Linked DNA regions of Homo sapiens: all the other regions are linked to region 1. A link is an interaction called in ENCODE POLR2A ChIA-PET data of the cell type or tissue named here. Cell type or tissue: MCF 10A. All regions are shown on one strand. Each heading gives the region's core, and the rest is flanking DNA. Links, peaks and the distances in the headings are about the cores only. Region 1 has its middle 19 kb from the start of TILRLS. Region 2 overlaps PIK3R1 (phosphoinositide-3-kinase regulatory subunit 1). Region 3 has its middle 37 kb from the start of TILRLS.

Region 1 (6,956 bases), core at 1,231-6,230:
CGGGTTGCCTGCCTGGACTCAGCTTCCAGGTGCTAAGCTCCTGACCTGACCTTCTTTGGCCAACAAAACTTACCTGCTTAGGCCCCTTTCTCTAACAATGAGTGGTGATTTGATATAGAGACAAATTAGTAGGATTAAACTATTTTGCTGTCTAGTGTGCAGTGAAATGAGTGATTTAAGGAGCAACGAAAAATTTTTCTCCCATTTTGTAGGTTGCCTGTTCACTCTGATGGTAGTTTCTTTTGCTGTGCAGAAGCTCTTGAGTTTAATTAGATTCCATTTGTCAATTTTGTCTTTTGTTGCCATTGCTTTTGGCGTTTTAGACATGAAGTCCTTGCCCATGCCTATGTCCTGAATGGTAATGCCTAGGTTTTCTTCTAGGGTTTTTATGGTTTTAGGTCTAACGTTTAAGTCTTTAATCCATCTTGAATTGATTTTTGTATAAGGTGTAAGGAAGGGATCCAGTTTCAGCTTTCTACATATGGCTAGCCAGTTTTCCCAGCACCATTTATTAAATAGGGAATCCTTTCCCCATTGCTTGTTTTTCTCAGGTTTGTCGAAGATCAGATAGTTGTAGATATGCGGCATTATTTCTGAGGGCTCTGTTCTGTTCCATTGATCTATATCTCTGTTTTGGTACCAGTACCATGCTGTTTTGGTTACTGTAGCCTTGTAGTATAGTTTGAAGTCAGGTAGTGTCATGCCTCCAGCTTTGTTCTTTTGGCTTAGGATTGACTTGGTGATGCGGGCTCTTTTTTGGTTCCATATGAACTTTAAAGTAGTTATTTCCAATTCTGTGAAGAAAGTCATTGGTAGCTTGATGGGGATGGCATTGAATCTGTAAATTACCTTGGGCAGTATGGCCATTTTCATGATATTGATTCTTCCTACCCATGAGCATGGAATGTTCTTCCATTTGTTTGTATTCTCTTTTATTTCCTTGAGCAGTGGTTTGTAGTTCTCCTTGAAGAGGTCCTTCACATCCCTTGTAAGTTGGATTCCTAGGTATTTTATTCTCTTTGAAGCAATTGTGAATGGGAGTTCACTCATGATTTGGCTCTCTGTTTGTCTGTTGTTGGTGTATAAGAATGCTTGTGATTTTTGCACATTGATTTTGTATCCTGAGACTTTGCTGAAGTTGCCTATCAGCTTAAGGAGATTTTGGGCTGAGACAATGGGGTTTTCTAGATATACAATCATGTCGTCTGCAAACAGGGACAATTTGACTTCCTCTTTTGCTAACTGAATACCCTTTATTTCCTTCTCCTGCCTAATTGCCCTGGCCAGAACTTCCAACCCTATGTTGAATAGGAGTGGTGAGAGAGGGCATCCCTGTCTTGTGCCAGTTTTCAAAGGGAATGCTTCCAGTTTTTGCCCATTCAGTATGATACTGGCTGTGAGTTTGTCATAGATAGCTCTTATTATTTTGAAATACGTCCCATCAATACCTAATTTATTGAGAGTTTTTAGCATGAAGGGTTGTTGAATTTTGTCAAAGGCTTTTTCTGCATCTATTGAGATAATCATGTGGTTTTTGTCTTTGGCTCTGTTTATATGCTGGATTACATTTATTGATTTGCATATATTGAACCAGCCTTGCATCCCAGGGATGAAGCCCACTTGATCATGGTGGATAAGCTTTTTGATGTGCTGCTGGATTCGGTTTGCCAGTATTTTATTTTATTATCTGACAAAGGGCTAATATCCAGAATCTACAATGAACTCAAACAAATTTACAAGAAAAAAACAAACAACCCCATCAGAAAGTGGGCAAAGGACATGAACACACACTTCTCAAAAGAAGACATTTATGCAGCCAAAAAACACATGAAAAAATGCTCACCATCACTGGCCATCAGAGAAATGCAAATCAAAACCACAATGAGATACCATCTCACACCAGTTAGAATGGCAATCATTAAAAAGTCAGGAAACAACAGGTGCTGGAGAGGATGTGGAGAAATAGGAACACTTTTACACTGTTGGTGGGACTGTAAACTAGTTCAACCATTGTGGAAGTCAGTGTGGCGATTCCTCAGGGATCTAGAACTAGAAATACCATTTGACCCAGCCATCCCATTACTGGGTATATACCCAAAGGACTATAAATCATGCTGCTATAAAGACACATGTGCACGTATGTTTATTGCGGCATTATTCACAATAGCAAAGACTTGGAACCAACCCAAATGTCCAACAATGATAGACTGGATTAAGAAAATGTGGCACATATACACCATGGAATACTATGCAGCCATAAAAAAGGATGAGTTCATGTCCTTTGTAGGGACATGGATGAAATTGGAAATTATCATTCTCAGTAAACTATCGCAAGAACAAAAAACCAAACACCGCATATTCTCACTCATAGGTGGGAACTGAACAATGAGATCACATGGACACAGGAAGGGGAATATCACACTCTGGGGACTGTTGTGGGGTGGTGGGAGTGGGGAGGGATAGCATCAGGAGATATACCTAATGCTAGATGACGAGTTAGTGGGTGCAGCGCACCAGCATGGCACATGTATACATATGTAACTAACCTGCACAATGTGCACATGTACCCTAACACTTAAAAGTATAATAAAAATAAATAAGAGAAAAAAGAAAAAAAAAGGAGCAACGAAAATTCTGAGTACTCAGAGATGAAATGTTTTGTCAGAGAAAGCTCTGTGCTTCTTACTGTTTGTCTCATGGCCCCCTTCACACTTGAATTCAGTTTGGCTTGCTTCCAGATATGAGGCTGGATTGTAACAGCTGTCTGAGCCCTCATAACATACTTGAAGTCCTTTGGTTAAGCTCGTATCAGCCTTTTATCCTGATCTTTATCTTTTGGTTCCTCGGTATGACATTCTACCATTATTACACGGTGCATGTTATTGTTGCAGACCACTTTATTTCCTTTATGGAATGAGGTTTTGTGTAAATAAATCAGTAATACATGTGCACCTTAGGGGTCGCTCCCTAACAGTTGGCTTTTGGCGTATGTGAGTCTCAAAACCGGAGCCACAATCTCAAGCTCTTAGTGATAAGCTATTAAATACCTAGTTGGCTATTTATAATGTCAACATGGTATTCTAGACTTGGAGCTGAAAATCTCAATTTGATTCCTGACTCTGCATTTGGTGATTTTCCCTAAATGTTTTTCTTCCCCTGCTCTGTTGTTTCTTGATACTGGCAAGGGTGGAAACTCATAAAAAGAAATGCAAAGGGCATATTTCACAGGAGATTACCAAAGATTGCAATAATCTTGGCATCCTTTGCTATTAGGAAGAAAACTGCTTTAAGAAAAAAAGGATATACCATATTGAAACAATTTATTAACTGATTAAATACCAAGATAATGTATGACTCTTCCATCTCATAACAAATCAACTGCTAGCCAACCTTACAATTCTCTTTTATGAGACCTTTTAATACTTTTTAAACTAAGTCTCCTAAGGTTTCTAAAATAGACTGCTTGACCTCGAGCCCAAATCAACAAACTTCTCCCATGTATCCCCCAAGCCCTCAGGGGTAAGGGCCTGACAGCTGGATGTGGGCATGACACAGGAAGTACAGTGTGTACTGCCCAACACACGCCCAGGAATGTCTGCAGCTTGGGAGGATCAAGCATGTACCTGTCTGTGTTTCCTGTGGTCTCTGGGAGCTGGAAGCTAGACCAAAACACACCATTTGTCAACTGTAGCAAACCATTAGCAAAATAGGCAAGTGGTAACAGGGCAAGTGAAACAACAGGCAGGTGGCACTTCTGTGACACCAATGACTGCAAACACAATTACTAGGCTAGAATATGAACAGCACACCTTTTAAGACTCCCTTAGCCCAGGAGTTCAAGATCAGCCTGGGCAACATAGCAAGACCCGGTCTCTACAAAAAATTTAAAAATTAGCCAGGCATGATGGTGTGTGCCTGTAGTCCCATCTATGTGGGAGGCTGAGGTGGGAGGATCACTTGAGTCCAGGGGGTTGGGCTGCAGTGAGCTGTGATTGCTCCAATACACTCCAGCCTCAGCAACAGGCAAGACCCTGTCTCCAAAGAAAAAAAAAAAAAAAAAAGACTCCCCCTCAGAATACATATGAATGAATAAGTGAACAAAGAAACAAATAAATAAATGGCATTCCTAGCCATGTTTCAGAACCATTAGAGGACATAATCAGAAACTTCAACATAAGCCCCAGGTCTTCTGCTTCTGTCAAAACACTTTTTAGTTGCTCTTACTTCTATATATATTAATCAGCCTCCAGCTGATTCAAGATTTATCATCAAAGAATCAGATTCTTTTCATTTTTATCAAATTAGGAATTAAATTTCCTTTGTGACACTTCTCTCTGAGACGTATAATGATTTCTTTTCTTTTCAGATATTGTATCACCTTCAATTCTGATAACCATAGAACACAGGGGATCTTTTATCATTTTTAAAAAATCATAAAGGATCTGAATCTTTTAAGTATAATCTTTTAAGTGACGAATTGTTTCAAATAAATCACTTAAATCCCTGATGTATTATAGGACTTGACATCAAAATTAAGTACTCAAAATATGCAAGCACAGTATTAGAAATGTCGCATGTATTAGAAATAGCCCACCTGCTCTAACATAAGCTAGGGTGGATGGCGAAGCCCACTCCCCCACCACACACACCACTGCCCCCTATACACAATCTTTCCCCCATATAACTTCCCAGGTGGATACAGAAGCGTCTCTGCAAAATTTGGCTAAAAACCGCTATCTAAATACAATTCAATTAGAAACAAGAAATAAAGAGTTCATCAGATACTTCAAAACAATATAAAGTTGTCGGTTTTATATTGCTGTAGGCTCAGATCCTGCCAACATGTTGAATGTCTAGTATATACCAGGCACTCTCCTTGGAGTCACATATTCCCATTAACATATATTCTTCCAGGCAGGGACCAGCTGATTTCTATATAATGCATTGCATTTCCAGCTGGGTCAATGCCTCTGTAGTGTGAATTATGTGGGAGCTATCACAGCTACAACTTTCATGAGCAACTTGTATTTTCTTCCCCAGGTATAGAAAAACCCAGCAGTCTTCCCAGGCTTCCTGCTTTGTGGATGATGGAATATGTTATAGTATGCTGAGATAGAATTGATAAAAATTACATAAGAAAAGTAGAATGAATATATATATGTATGTCTCTTTCCACTTTCTTTCAAAGCTATCCACAGTATTTTATCTAAATACAAACTGCAAAACAACGTAGGCCTTTTCCCTTTCATTTTATTGCATTTTTTCTCCCTGGAATAATTTCTGAGCTTAACTCCTGATTCTGTCATATAGTGTGGCTTTGTGACAACTGACAACTTATTTAACTTCCTGGAGCCTCGCCTTAAGAATGGAGTTATCAGCATCATCTGATTCAGAGAGTTGCTCTGGGGCTGAAATAAGGGAGAATCAATGTAAAATTCAGGGCGTTAATGCTTTTTTGTGTTAGATCACTTTCTACTCCTGGCCTTTCTTCAAGTGTAAGATTATCTGGACCATTATATCAACACCCTATCTTTGATGTACAAACATGTGAATTATCAGCTTTTCATCTCTCTGTCAGTAAATGGATACCCTATGCACATACAGAATGCACAAACATGAAAATGTCTACTTTAAATAACAATGGTACCAGCAGCACGGAGTCACATAATAGACAACATGTTTTAAAGTAAAGAATCCTCTTCCACGGAGTATTAATTTACCAGCTTTCTACATGCCAAGTTCCCAAAGCAGTCAAGAACATCTCAGACCTGCAGGCTTCATGTTTCCCCTAATGGGGTACTAATTGTTTTCACATAAATGCCCCCACTGTGCAAGCTCTCTATGTAGAATGAAAGTGGGTTGTGGAATGGTAAAAGTAAACCATCTTTCTGATGTCTACAATGTCATGCTTCAGAAGATTCTAGAAAAGGTCTAGCTGGAATTAAATATATTTATATTCAAAAGCTTTAGTATTTAACTTACAAGAATATCAATTGTGAGCCACCTTTCTAAAAAGTATCACCACTTCCCATAATATTTACTTCTTCCTAAAACAATTATGTTCTAAACACACACACACATACACACACACACGCACACTCTGTCTCTCTTTGATAAAAAGTATTTTCTCTGTGAAGGACTCTAATTTTGCATTTTCCTTATTTGCAACCCTGTTTAGGATTTTAAAATGAGGTGTTTTAATAGCGCCACCTGGTGGTAATGATCTACTTCAAGTACCCAACATAACTTCTCTTTCCTCACCTTTTCTCCTGTTTTGTGAGCTGTTTCTTTCATTTGTATTCATGAATCATTCCTTTGCATTAGTGTTGCTGAAGAAAGTAATGATTTTATCAAAACAAAGTAGGCTATTACAAAAAAACTAACAGAAGTGTTAATGTGAGCAGAACAGTAGAACCTGCACACTTAAGGGTATGCCACTCATCAGGGGAAAGAAATGTAACTAAAAATCAACAAAAGGCTGTGAAGAAACAAAAAGGGGAGAGGCAGTAACTCCAAAATGGGCTTTAGACAGAAAACTCACCTGATGTAGGGCATGTTGGCCAACATTTTCCTTTTATATATCTGCCACATTTTCTGCCTTGTGGCCAGTCTGAAAAAACTAAGCAGCCCAGTACAGCAGGCAAATGCTTCTCAGTCACAAACAATGGAATATTGAAGCCATTGATATTCCTCTCACAGCGGCAGGAACCATAGCAGGTGCTAAAGGAATTGGTTGTTTATGAAGAAATAATCAAATATTCCCTCCCTCCTTCCTTCCTTCCTTCCTTCCTTCCTTCCTTCCTTCCTTCCTCATTTCTGCCGCTTCTCACACAGCTACCAGCATCCCTCTCCCCAGGCATCAGAGTGCTACTTGGGGAAAATAATAATAATGTAGGATTTTTTTTCCCTAAATCACTTCAACTCCAAGGACCCATTAGCAACTTATGCCCCTTTAC
Region 2 (6,956 bases), core at 1-5,000, 980 kb before region 1:
TAAAAACAATGGTTTCTTCTCAGCCGAGTTCTGTGGTCATTTTATTACTCTCTACATTTTTCCATACAAATCATGTTAAATATACTTATATTAGACTTACCCTCCACTTTCCCAAAATTATTATTAGATATACACAGGTTGAGTATTCCTTATCTGAAATGCTTGGAACCAGAAGTGTTGTAGATTTCATGTTGTTCTGGATTTTGGAATATTTGCATTATACCCCTTGACCACTGAATCTGAATTCTGGAATGCTCTAATGAGAATTTCCTTTGGGTGTCAAAAAATTTTGGGTTTTTCAGCATTTTAGATTTCATATTTTCAGACTAGGAATACTCCGCCTATAATGCCAATTACAAAAATAAGAAATATAGTAGATGTTTAATTCAATGACAACTATAATAATAGTGTTCAACGACACTCACTAAACAGGTTCTCGGATACTGTGTCCCTATTTTTATAACAACTTCCAACCCCACAAACACAAATTTCTAGTTGTGTAATGATTGACCAAGCTTTTATGCACCACACATCAATTCAGGTGCAGTTGCCAAGGTAACTTCTGCCCAGAACATAACGACTCAACCCAAACTTAAGACTTTTCCTTAAAAAGAAAAAGAAAGGGAGTCATTAAGCAACCACTTATCAATACTGACCTTGTTGTTCAACATCTGCTTCAGTTTTCGAAGAACCTGGTGCAACAGGAAGAGGCCGAGGTGGCCGGGGCTTTGGTGTGGGAGGCGAGATTTTTTTCCTTCCAATATATTCTACGTAAGTTCCCGGAAAGTCCCCCCTTTCCCCTGTGGTTTCATTATAGCCATTTAACCAGCCAATTTCTTCAGGCCTGGCTTCCTGTCCATCACTGAATCCAAGAGCTACTAAGGACCCTTTATTCACAGTCAATATGTCACCCAAGTGCAAGTCAATATCTTCTTCTCTTTCCTTTTTATAATCATACAGCGCTCTGTACTGGTACCCCTCAGCACTCATGTTTGCAAATCTGCTACCATGCAACAGTTGAGCCTGGTTGTACAGAGCAGTCTGATTTTACGTTTTTATGAAAAGTGAATTCAGAGAATGTGTTAGAATTCCTATTATGTGTCCAGCAGAGGACAAAGGACCACTCTCCAAAGGTTTAAGAGGAGAGGTGACTGGCCATACGGCTGTCCATCTGTCCTCCATCAATGGTGTGACCGAAGACAGGGCTCCACTTCCTCTGCGTGCCACAGTCCTCTCACTGGCTTCCTTTTCAGCAACTTGTCAACACTTTGAATCCAGGCTGACTCTCACAGCGAGGCCCAATCCTTTCTGACACTTTTGTCACACTGTCCATCTGTCGTCTGATTGTACCGTGGCACTCCACACACGAGCTTCACCTAGGAATGAAAAAAACGAGACTTAAGAATGAACAGCACACTTTGCCATCTGTGTTAATTGGAATTTCTACTTCCATTCAACAAGTACTTAATCGATTTGGCAGACAGACACAGGCCAGTGTGCTATTGCTTGACACAACAGAGATTAGTAAGGCAGTCCCTGCCTTCTAAGAACACCGGGCGGGGGCAGAGGGGAGGAGTGTCGGCATGAGGCAATGTCTTAGCGATAATGTGACATTATCGCTGATAATGTGGCTCAGAGTACACAGAGCCACAACACTAGTACATGTCATAAGAGAGGCAGAAACTAAACACTGCAGGGTTCAAACGAGGGAGAAAGCACACTAACTGCAGGAATCTGAAGACAGAATGGCATGTGTGGTCGGACGCTAGTTACAGAAGTGACCAAGAAAATGTCATATTCTGAGAAGAGCTAGAACAGGCAGTCCAATCCGTCTGGAGCCAAAGAGGGAGCAGTGGGATTGGGGTTAGAGATTTAGGTAGGGGCTGTAGGACATCACGCATGCCCATGCTGAGTTTGTGAGTAATTCAGCCCACAGTGTGGAACACGGAAAGGGCTTGGTGAAAAGTGAGCAACGGGATCAGAGCTGCACTCCAGGAATATCAATCTAACCACAGTGTGCGAGAAAGGTGTGTTGCAGAGGTCTGGCCAAGAGGTAGTGAGGACACAAACCAGGGTGGCAGCAGCAGGTGTGGAAAGGGGAGGAGTGAAATAAACACTGCAGAGAAAGAACATGTGGGATGTGGCAAATGCTTAAATGTGCGGCGAGAACGAGAGGAGCAAAGGGTGCCTGATCCTGCATTAATGAGAGTTTGGAGCACTATCAGGCAAAGAGAAGCCAGGTGACCTGATGGGCTGACGGTGATTCTGGGCACCCCTGTGCAAGTGTGCTAGTGGCTGATGAAACCCTGGTCTGTGATTCAGAAGAGGAAACATGCTAGGGATTTGGCAATCGGCCACAATTAGGCAAGGCTGAATTCAATGGAATGGAAGAGCTCACAAGGACAAATCAAAAGTTAAAAAAAAAAAAAAATGATCCAAGGGCCAAATAGTGAAGTTCAATGTATGTAACTGAGGAAGGAAAGTCAAGGTTTAGAGACAACATCCCAAAAACAAGGAAGAAGAGTTCAAGTAGGAAAATGTGATCCCTAAGACTAAATCCTGCAAAGGCATCCAGACAGGAGAGACTGAGTCAAGGCTAAATAATTTGGGGCTTCGCCCATGATGGAATCATCACGCAGATTCCAGTCCAGCAGTGAGGACAGCAACAACATCTTAAGGAGTTAAAAAATATTAGAGAGGAAGTAGCAATGGTTGCTACAGACCACTCTATAAAGACAGCTTGATGGAGGAAATGTGAAATGTAAGTGTTTTTCTTTTTTGTTCTTAAACATAGTGGAGGCAAGGGAATTAGAGAGTTACTAAGTCAGAGTAGATGGCTGAGAACGGCATGTACACATATACACTTTGTACTCCAGGCATTTCTCAATGTTATCTTTATTATAAAGAGTAAAAGCCACCCAAAGGTTTCAGTTAAGCTGGCTGCACAATAAAGCAATAAAAACAATAGCCACACAATTTCAGTGGGCTATATCAAAGAGAGCTTTTATAAGTTTTAAAGAGTGGAACACTTTAGAAGTTTAATATTACAGGCACTCGTCAGTGGAGGCATCTTAAGAAGCAAAATCTAATCATAGATTAATTGTTATGTTGGCATTCAGAAGTGTAAAGTATTCAACTTTACATGGGTAAAGCCTCTTAGCTGTAATACAATAACACACTTAGGAGAGTTACATATTAAAAGAAGCAAAAACAAACACTGGAAGTCTTTGTGGAGCAAGAATATTAATTGGGGATAGTACTCTACTTCGCATTTCAGTTGTCGGAGAAAAAAATCAAAGCAACCAATAGAGCATATCAGAAAAATAAGCTATATTATTTGTTTAAAGAAAGCCTTTCCTTTTGAAAGATCCAGAATCAAATTGAATATTCACTGCATAAATTCACATGAAAATGTAGAACTAGCAAATCTCATTTTTAGTACTAATGTACTCTGTACAAAAGAGACAGAGACCTCTAAAGAACATGAACATTTACATATCCCTAAATGCTTAGAAACCAGGCAATGTGCCTAAGAATAATTTAATTCCTCCAAATCTGCCTTGAAATTTTTGTTAGCTTTTCCTGGCAATGTATGTCTTTTAGGGGGGAAAAAAAAATCCTCAACCAGTAGGCTGGGTAGATCTTTATGCCAGCTGCTTCCTAACACTTCCTTTATTCCAGCCACCCAGTGGGCCAGTTTGGTGGGATTCTTAATAGAATGGGAAGTATAATGAACAAACTCTTCCCCATCTTCAATCCTCCAGGAACCATCAAGCAAGCCCCTGCTCACAGCTTACCTCTGAAGCTGTTCCTTGCCAGGGGGCTCTGTATTAAGAAAAGGCTCCAGGACTTGTCAAGGTTTTACAAACCTAAAAGCTGTGCTTGAGTCTGCCTGAGGCTAAATTTGTGCAAAGGGAAATAGAAACCTAAGGAACATGATGACTTTTAGAGGCTAGACACCAGAGAGGCAATCCCTGTCTGAAGTGACAGAGAACTAAAGGTCTCTACAAATTCTCTCTCCCTTGCCACCTGTAAGAAGAACCTTACTTTGTGGGTAAGAAGAACCCTGTGCAGAACTCTGGGTCCTCATCTGATAAAAAGAACCACAAATCTTCTATGACTCTAGGATGGTAAATAGAACACACCATTTCTGTCTTCTGAGACCCCAAAGTAAGGCCAGGAAGATGGATACAAACAGGGCATCCATCCATTGATGCAGACGTTAATTCAAGGCCAGCCATTAGTCAGTGTCAATTAAGTGGTCTGAGGGCAATGTTGTGGAAAAAAAAAAAAAAGGAGAGCAGTCAAGTCATTGGGGTGGGGACTGGACAGCATGGTGATAAGATGTAGAGAGCCCTTAGCTAGACAGAGAAGGCAGCCACCCCTACTCTTTTGCACATTGTACACTTTCTCCTGACTGCCATGTCCATTTTGACGTCTGTCATTCTTGAGGACTGAATGGGTTAATCCACATAAAACTCCGGTTAAGTATTGGGTGATGATGATGATGATGATGATGATGATGATGATGATGATGATGATTGAGTTTGTACACATATAGCTCCCAATTAGTATTAGATGATATGATGATGCTGACTATATATAGTTATATACAGTCATATATATATAGTCATATATATAGTCATATATGTATGTGTGTGTGTGTGTAGATAACTATATAAAAACAGGTACTATCAGTAGTCTCACTTAACATAGGACAGAAAATATCTCTGTCACGATAATACTTAGCAATTGCGAAGAGGAACTAGAATTCAGATCCAGGCAGTCTAGCTCTGTAAGTCCCATTTTTAACACCTCCAGCATCTACTGCCTGAACTCAACTTGCTTTGGTGTGGATGATGCAGGTTCGTGGCCTGCACAAGCTGATCACTCCAATTAACCTTAACTGTCTGTCTGCCTCTTTAACTCTCTCAGACAGCGGCTTTACTGATAGTGTATGTGGCTCTTTCACACTACCTGCACACACAAAAAAGCTATTTTAACTCGGCAGTTCCATCAACTCCAAAACCCAGCATCTCAGCCATGCAAATTTTCTTCCAAAGAGACTTCATTAAAATGTGTCCCTGCGAAAGAAGTCCATAAACTAGTGAATAAAAGAATACTGGGCACACCACTTCTGGAAGGCTGCCCACTTCTGGAATCCTGCCTATTTCTGCTCTATGAGCTTCGCTTCTGCCACCTGTATCCTTAGCACCTCTGCCTCCTGCCACTATCCCAGGCCCCTCCACTGAACAATTTCCAATAACCCAGCTCCTCCTTAGGGGGATATGGCACTGCCACAAGGACTGTCACATCTAGAGGACTGGGAAGTTCTCTTTTCTCTCATCCTCAAATTCTTCACAGTACTGCAGAAGACCCAGCAGCCTGAGGTATTTGGTAATACCTGTGTAACCACCACCCCTACCGAGATCGACCTGGAGCCTAAACTATCCAAATCAACAGGATTTTTCCTCAGATTCACTCTATCATGCCTCTATTCTCTTTTGCTACATATACCTGCCCACTAAACTATTTTTACCCAGTTCTGACATGATTATTCACATAGCAAAGGCTTTTTATATGTAGATAACATTATCTACAATGTAATATTTTCAAATAACCAAGGCAGTTTTGTGATATAGGCTCCAAGCTAGTGCATGCATAAGTTATTGTAACAAAGGGTATAAAGGAATCCTACGAACAAGTAAACTAACTTACTCTTATATAATATCATATGCAACAGTTCAAAATTTTAAGGAATTTTTCTCCAGTCTTTCAATCCTTCTAATGACTGCCTGCAATCCCATTAATCAGAAGCATATTTTCTGTCCCTGCTAACATACAGAGAAATTCTCTTTCTATTCCCCAAAATAAAATTGTTTCTGATGTTTGACAAATAGCAATCCACAGCTACTTAACGTACAACTGCTGTAAAGTAGATTTTCTGTGTAACCCTCTAACCTATAGGCATTTTGGCAAAGAGCCAAACAAAAAAGCCCTCTCTGACTTTGTTGAGTTACTCCATTCTCCATTTAGAAATGACAAGAATTTGGAGAACTTGATGGACAGGCAGGAATACAGGATATTTTTAAATCACATTAAATTAATCAAGAATATATCCAAGTCATGTGATTCTATCTCCCAATGAAATTAGCAGTTAGGCATTGGATGGCAGCACGAAATGGGTCTTCAACCAAGGCAGGAGGGTATGGAAGGGTTCCTGGGCCCACAGCCCATATCTCTCTACAGTCCATCTTTTTAACTTCAGTGTGCTAGTTCAGAGTCTAGGTCAAGCTCCTCACCTAAATTCATACAGTCTTTAAAAAAATCATTATTTAAAAATGGTTTACCTTCCAAATCATGGTGTCCCAGAAATCATGAAAATCAAGACGAACAAAATTAAAATATCCTAGTGTCTTAGTCCATTTTGTGTTGTTATAATGGAATTCCTGAGACTGGGTAATTTATAAACAACAGAAGTATATTTGGTTCTGGAGGCTGGAAAGTCCAAGAGCATGGCACTAGCATCTGGTGAAGGCCTTCATCTTATGTCCTCTTGCAAGGGCAAGACAGCAAGACAGGGCCAAACTCGAGTTTATAACAAGCCCATTCCCAAGATAACTAATCTACTCTTGCCATAATGACATTAATCCATTCAAGAGAGCACAGCCTCCTATTAGGCCCTACCTCCCAACACAGTTGCATTAGGGATTACATTTCTGACATGTAAACTCTGGGGGACACATTCAACCCAGAGCACCTAGTAAACATAATAAATTGCCTTCAATTTGAAATGATGAATTTAGGGTGAATTTTATGGTATGTGGACTTTATATCAATTAAAATAAAATGAAAATAATGGGCTGAGATTAACCCCAAATAATAGACATCAAATTCATTTCCAAACCAACCAACTAAATAGAATGTGTTGCATGCTGCCATGCTCAGGGCTGGGT
Region 3 (6,956 bases), core at 984-5,983, 57 kb before region 1:
ATTTGCCTTTGAGAGAAAGCCAGCTGTGTGTGGCCCTGGAGGTCATCTCCTCCAATCTTTCATTCTGGAGTGCAAAGGCTCAGAAAGACAAAGAATGAATTGCCCTAAGTCACATAACTTCAGGTAGGTGTGGGAACCTCAGGGGCTGGTATAGGAGATATGTAGAGGTGGTGATATTCTGAAGTAGAATAGCCTTTCTGAAACCTCTAAAATCACAACAGGCTACTCCCCAACAGGGAAGAAGATCCTGAATCTCATAAAAGGGAACTGTCTAAATTGGTCTAGAAGAGTCAGGTTATGCTGCAATAACAACCCAAAATTTTAGTGACTTTAAGCATTGAAGATATCTTATCATGGGTCAGCAGAAGGGCTGTTTATAATAGTCAGGTCACTATCTTAAGCATTTCCCAGAAGTAAGGGAGAGCTCTGGAGGGTCTCACATTGACAATGACATATTCCAACTCAGAGGTGATATATGTTGCTTTGCTCACAACTCATTGGCCAGACCTATTTAGATGACCCCTCCCAACCACAAGGGGGCTGAGATATGCAGCCCACACAAGTACGCAGGAGGGAGAAGAACTAGAATTATTTGGCAAATAGCACTTATGTTTTTGTGCTACGTTCTATACTCTACAGGCTGCACCAGCAAATAGAAAAACCCTCCATGGGACCAAGGAACAAGCCTTTCACTTTCCATCCTAGAAAAGCTGAGGCACTACCAGGAATAAAGCAACCAGAGAATATGATGAGAAACACCCAATGGGTGATCAATAATTGTTCTGTCAACAGTAGGAGGAAGGTAAGAGGTATGGCTGGCTGAAGAGAAGTAATGCCATGTTCAAAGCTGGAAGTCAGTTCCCAGGGCACTCAGGGCTTTGGACCCTGGTCTCAGAAGTCCAATTATAGTAGTAACAGAAACCCTAGTAGGTGTCAACACAGTAAGTGAGAAGTCTTAATGTTATTTTAGAAAACACCTTCACTGGTGACTGCCTCTAAAAAGGGTCTTTGCTCTGACATAGAATCTGCTCACCTCAAACCTTCTAGAGCTATTGCCCTGCCAGATAAGTCTGTCTATACAGGTAACTTCAGCCCTACATAACCACAGGACAAAATATACTGAAATAAGACTAACCCTCTCACTAACATGCACATACAATTAGACCTTGCCCTAGAGACATGTATAGGTTTTCTGCCTGCCGATACCCCAGATACCCGAAACCCACTGAAGTTATCATCCACTGCCTCTCGTGGCCTTAGTGATCTTGTGCAACCTGGCGATCATCGCATGATTGCTGCATCCTGTATAAGATTCAGAAAAGTGACACAAACATACACCCTCTAAAATGAGTGCTCACCCTCCCTAATCTAAAAATAGTGTGAATATTGAGGAATACAATTATCTTCTGTCCTCTTTTGCCCCAGCATTAACGTGCATGACAGAGGTTTAATGCTGTGTTTCCAAAGGCCACAGTGAGATGAATTTAAATTTCAGTCCAAAGACCCAGCACTTCAAAGAAACCACACAACAGAGTTGTAGAGTCACATGAACCCCAAGAATGTGTTATTTTTAAATCTTCAAAATCCGCCCACTTTTTCCATATACATCACTCCCTTAGAATCTCATTACCAAAGAGCTTCTGCTAGAAGAAGCAGCATTCCAAATTCACATAGACTTCATGGCTATAGAGTTCTTCCCCACTTTTCCATGGAAATTGCACAAAAAACTGGCTTTACAGCAGTATGTCACAATGGCCTCAGGCTGCAAGCCTCTCTGTTGGAAACACTGGAATTCTTCTTAGGAAATTCCGCACAATGACCTTTTTCAGCACATAATTAGTGTGAGGTTTTCTTAAGCCATGTGCTAAGATGTTCCTTGTATAAACCTATTGGTGATCTGAAATCTCCTGTGCTCACTGGAGATTGCTGTACCACTTCTCGGAGTTCAAAAACTAAGCAGTCAAATACCACTGGGCTTTGGGGACACATAGCACTGATGTGTTTGCCAAACTAAAATGCTGTCTCATTAGAACTATACAAAATCTGCAGTTACTGGTCTGCTGAGGCTTTTTAGAGAATTTATATACATTCTCTTCACTTCACAAAAAGCTGGAGTGCACAGGCCATCCCCACTCCCTGACTCCCATCTGACTCAACTTTGTCAAGGCTCATTTTAATCACATTAAAATGTCACATATAGGCAATAAGCTTTTTCATGGGGCCTCACATAGAGGCTCTAAGCAGGACTTTTAATGCCAGTCCATGTGCTATCTCCTGTTTGAGACGAGGTTCCACTGTGCTTCTAGCTGAGAGCATCCATCCCGCCCCTCTTCGTCTTTCTCCCTTCACTTTGCCCCTTAACCACCTTGACTACTGAGGCTTGGTCTACATTTTCACTAGGCCATAGCTGGGGAGGAAATTCCCCCTCATTATCTACTGTGCAACTCACTTCCTGCACTGAGTAATCCAAGAACATTTATTTCACCAGCTAACAAGCAATTTTTCAGGCGTGGTACTCTCTCACTCCTCCAGGGAGCCCCATCAAAATTCTCTCTTTGTAAGCTCTATCCCCACCATCTCTACTCAGTGCCACCTTCCCAGGTTAACATGAGAAACGACTTCTTTGCTAATGTGAAATGGATAGCAGTGAGCTACCAACATTACAAACAAAGTGCTCGCATCTAAACATTTTTGAGGACTTAACTTTATGTCAGGCACTAATCTGTTCCTTTTCCTATCTGATTGCAACTAAAATCAATGGAAGAGAGGCCTACATCCTAGTGCCAACATTTGCAGAGTTAAGATGTGTAATTGAGTGTAAATAACTAAACCTCCCTGAGACTCAGCAGGCAATGAGTCAGTGGGCACAGAACACCATGCCCGTGCCCCAGGCCCAGCACCTTTTCTTTCTCCGGAGACTGGTGGTCTGCCTTTGTGCCCTGACTTTGATGAGCTACACTGTGAGGATCTCCAAATCCCACAAGCTCCTCAGCTCCTGACGGATCATGATTCTAGGAACTTTGGCATCCTCCCTTGTTCCAGTTTTGTTTATTCCCTCACCCCTGGCCTCTACTTTGCTTTTCTTATTCCTGGCACCATGTCCTCCTTCCCTGATCACCCCTGTCCCTGGCTCAGCCTCGCTCTCCCTGGCCAGCCCATCATGTGTGGAGGGGACCCCTCTGGGGTGTGTGGGTGAGGACTGCCCTGAGTTTGAGCACCAAACTCATGGTAGGCTCAAGGCAAAATTACTAACCAGGTGATTTGTTTCCACACATTCACCACATGTGCCCTCTCTGTTCCCCTCTCAACTTATCTCATGGACAAATCCTGGCACTTTTTCCCTCACTCTCAGAGATCTTGAGTAATGTTTTATGGTTCCCAGGATTAAGCACAAATCCATTCCAAACTTACCCACACCCCTTCCTTTGGCCATGCTTCACCTTTTCCCTATTACACCTCTCCACAAAAAACCTGCCCTTGCCAAGCGGCAGTATTGTCATCTCCTGGACAGACACTGGCCTTTAGCAAGTTCTTTCATCTCCCAGGACTTCAAGCTCATCTGCAAATTGCAGAAGGCCTCTAAAGTTCTTTCCCTAAAATACTCAATTCTCAGGCTTGAGAAAATGAGGGCTCCTTTGACAGCAACAGGGCTACGCAGCCAGTACTTTTTTTAACCTCAATGGGAGTTGATTTTTGACTTACATCATCCTAAAAAAAAAAAAAAAAAAAAAAAAAAAAAAAAAAAAAAAAAAAACAAAACTGATGCTTCATTTTGTCAAGCATAACCCTGATCTCTGTTTCAGGATGACTATCTAGCTCTGGTCCCTGGAGTGCCCACTATTCCTTAAATAGGGCATTGTGGAATAGCAAGTGTCCTCACATCCTTCTAGATCATGCCAAAGACTCATCAGGTTCTGGAATGATCCAGTAATAAAAACGTAGTAAAGCTAAAGTTGCTGCAAGTGAGAGAACATTTATGAATGAGATTTGTCTCACTGCACTAACATCAGTAAGTGAATCATTCCACCTCCCACTAGCCAGAAATTCCTCCCGTCAGATCTGCAGGATTCACCATCCAACAGTTTTTATATCCAGTTGGGAAACAGGAAGACGGGTCCCCTATAGTGGATGTTAAAATAAACAAGGTCTGGAAGCATGAGGAACCTCTTGTAGCTCTAAGAAGCTGAGACAGAGAAGGAAGTGCCTGAGCACCCCGTGCAGCATTTTTATACGTTGCCTTGATATATAAGTCAAACTCAATTTACAAATTATGACATGAATGCTAATACCCATTTCTACACAAAGATGCAACACTCTTTTCTGTTTTTTTTTAAGAGTTTATATTGCTATTCACTACAGATGAGAAGACAGGAACCGAGAAAATAAAATGTCATGAAAGTTATAGATGTTGCAGAAACCTTGTTAAGTCCTGGTTTTGCAATTTACACATATTCTATGCTCAAAGGCAACTAGGTCCTGGTTCACACTTAGCCACTTCCAGGAATTTTTTTCCTCCTTGTTTTACTTTTCATTCCTGGAGATGGAGCCCAAAGGACATACGAACCCCCTAAAACAGTATCCACATCCTTATATTTATGGGTATATGTGCATTTGTTTAGGAAAGGAGCTCAAATTAAACACCAAAGGGATTCAAAAACCCAACAAAGCCAAGGACTTCCATTCTAAATGGAGGTCTCCATCCATCTTTTAGAGTAAGGAAGTGGGTAAAATGGAGCCCACATGGATGCCTGTAGATTCCGTAGACAATTTATTCCAGGGGAGACTCCTAACAGATGTCTGCAATTGTTATCTTCAATGCTCAGTAGGACCCCAACTACATTATGTTCAAATTATCTGGTTTTGATTCAAAAAAGTATTTGTTGTCTGCCTACTTGTATCACGACTGTACTGAATATTAGTGATACAATTGGCATGCACCAGTACGGCTGTATGGGTTGTTAAAATACTGAAGTTCTTCTATACTGTCCCAGCCAATGCCCTCTCCCTCTGAACCTCTGGAGCTCCCCCAAATCCCTGATCTAAAGGGTTAACTATGGCAATTCAGAGGTCCTGCAGGACCCTATAAGCCCTGTGGTCAGTGTCTGTGTAGAGTGACTGGTCCCACTGACACAGCATTGGTTAACATTTCAACGATCACCCTGAATATAATCAAAAGCAAAAACGGATCAGACCTTGCCCAATTTTTTGCTCATAACCTGTATTAATCAGGGAAATGAAGCTGCTGTGAAAAACAACCCCCAGATCGCAGTTACCTCATGTAAGTTTATTTCTCAGAGTCCTCATACAGGCTGGCCCTATACCAACCAGGACCCCGGCTTTGACATGGATGACCTCACTTCCATGACATTCCATTGGCCAGAACCCAATCACATGGCTCCAATCTGACTGCAAAGGAAGCTGAGTAATGTATCTTCCTGTGTGCCACACAGTCTGACTTACAGCCTAGAAGGGCACATGGCTATGAATCAAATAATCACATTAATAAATGTAAAGGTGTACCTGGGACAAGCTTCTCTCTCACCGTTTTGCCCAGGGCTCACCTCTGTATGTTCCAGAGTGGTGTTTCTCAAAGATTAGGTGCATCCAAAACCTGCAGGGCTGACTCAAACCTGGACAGCAGGGCCCCACGCAACATTCCTGATTCAGTAGGTCTGGGGTAAGGCCTGAGCATTTGGTTTCTAAGAAGCTCCCAAGTGATGCTGATACCAGGACCATACTTCACCCTACTTTGATTCCCAAGCCAGTTTTCCTAGGTCATCAAAGAGGGCCTGAGTCAGGAAAATCTTTTTTTCTCCTGTTGACATTTCCAAAACCCTTCTCTCCTTGAGTGTCTTGGGTTTTAACTGTTTCCCCTCTGGGATTTTGGCATTTAGGTGGTATTGCTGTCTTTCTGACTGAGGTGAGGAGGGCCCTGAGGCTCGTGAAGTCTAGTTATATCTTGCCAGTGATGCCTTCCCTACCCCTTCTCCCTCTCTGTCCAGTGTCCTTGCCCAAAATCAGATCTCTCCAAAGCCATTCAGGACTGGCCAATACCACACTACATGGAAGTTGTCTTCAAGTACCATCCTTTCTTTTTTGTGCTCTTTTTATTTTCCCTCTTATATAAAAACTCTGTTAGCTGCAACTCTCACTTCCTTTTAGAATATTAACTCTGGCTAAAAGGAAACACAAACTAACAATTTTATTATAACCAGGAGCCAGAAAATAAACATTTATTTAAAATGTTTACTTTTCAGTTTCTCCCAGAACACTGACTCCTGGATGTCATTGAACCACTGCTTGTTGTATGTTTCATGTCCAGATATCTTTTCTTATATATGTTACATAGGCAGTGGATAACGTGGTCAGGTAGATTGGAGTTCAAACCCTATCTCTACTTCTGCCCACTATATAACCCTGAGCCTCAATTTTCTCACCTGTGAAATGGGGATAAAAATGCCAACATCATAAAACTCTTGTGGTGATGAAGTAAGGTATCATTTGGAAGCCCCAGGGATAGAAAGCCTAGGCCATATTCTTCAGGTACTTCATACACAGAGATTATTAGTCATTCAAGATGGGGTATCAGTGCCAAGTGCTGGCAGCATTAAACTGCAAACAGCACCTAGGTTTTTATACCACATCCCAATTCTAGCTGTGTGATCCTAGGCAAATTACTTACCCTCTCTGTAACTATAGGCTTTTTGGCACCTGTAAAAAAGGAAATTTAGTTGCCATCTTGTTTCTCCTGTGGGCATTCTGCAACTAAATAGGAAAGAAGATTAAATTCTTTCAGCTCCTTAAAAAGGAGTGTTCTATCAATTCAAACCTATGATTATATAATCTGGCAATATCAGCAAGTAAGCTAAATAGACTATGTGATGTAAACTTGTTTTTCGAGGGAAAAGATTAGTCCACCAAGAAGGGATTATCTACAAATAATAACCAGCACAATT

Evidence for each region. ChIA-PET counts read pairs that join two places held together with the same protein. Peaks named below come from ENCODE experiments on the same cell type or tissue, not always from the same donor. Only the 100,000 strongest peaks of a DNase experiment are listed, where the experiment ranks them.
Region 2: POLR2A ChIA-PET joins it to region 1 with 11 read pairs; 5 of 35 experiments call an interaction of 5 or more read pairs at or near these places.
Region 3: POLR2A ChIA-PET joins it to region 1 with 17 read pairs; 2 of 35 experiments call an interaction of 5 or more read pairs at or near these places.

What each region holds. Positions count from the first base shown.
Region 1 is chr5:67,245,505-67,252,460 of GRCh38, reverse strand. No RefSeq gene overlaps it. Among named protein-coding and RNA genes, the nearest start is that of TILRLS, 19 kb to the left of the region's middle. In MCF 10A, for the core only: no CTCF peak of the experiment used is centred there; DNase peaks (open chromatin) are centred at 3,230, 3,570 and 6,210.
Region 2 is chr5:68,220,710-68,227,665 of GRCh38, reverse strand. PIK3R1 (phosphoinositide-3-kinase regulatory subunit 1) reads right to left here. Exons shown (of 16, transcript NM_181523.3): 2 at 657-1,376. The coding sequence starts at 990. Among named protein-coding and RNA genes, the nearest start is that of PIK3R1, 8.4 kb to the right of the region's middle. In MCF 10A, for the core only: no CTCF peak of the experiment used is centred there; a DNase peak (open chromatin) is centred at 2,325.
Region 3 is chr5:67,302,009-67,308,964 of GRCh38, reverse strand. No RefSeq gene overlaps it. Among named protein-coding and RNA genes, the nearest start is that of TILRLS, 37 kb to the right of the region's middle. In MCF 10A, for the core only: no CTCF peak of the experiment used is centred there; DNase peaks (open chromatin) are centred at 2,494, 3,384, 4,034 and 5,374.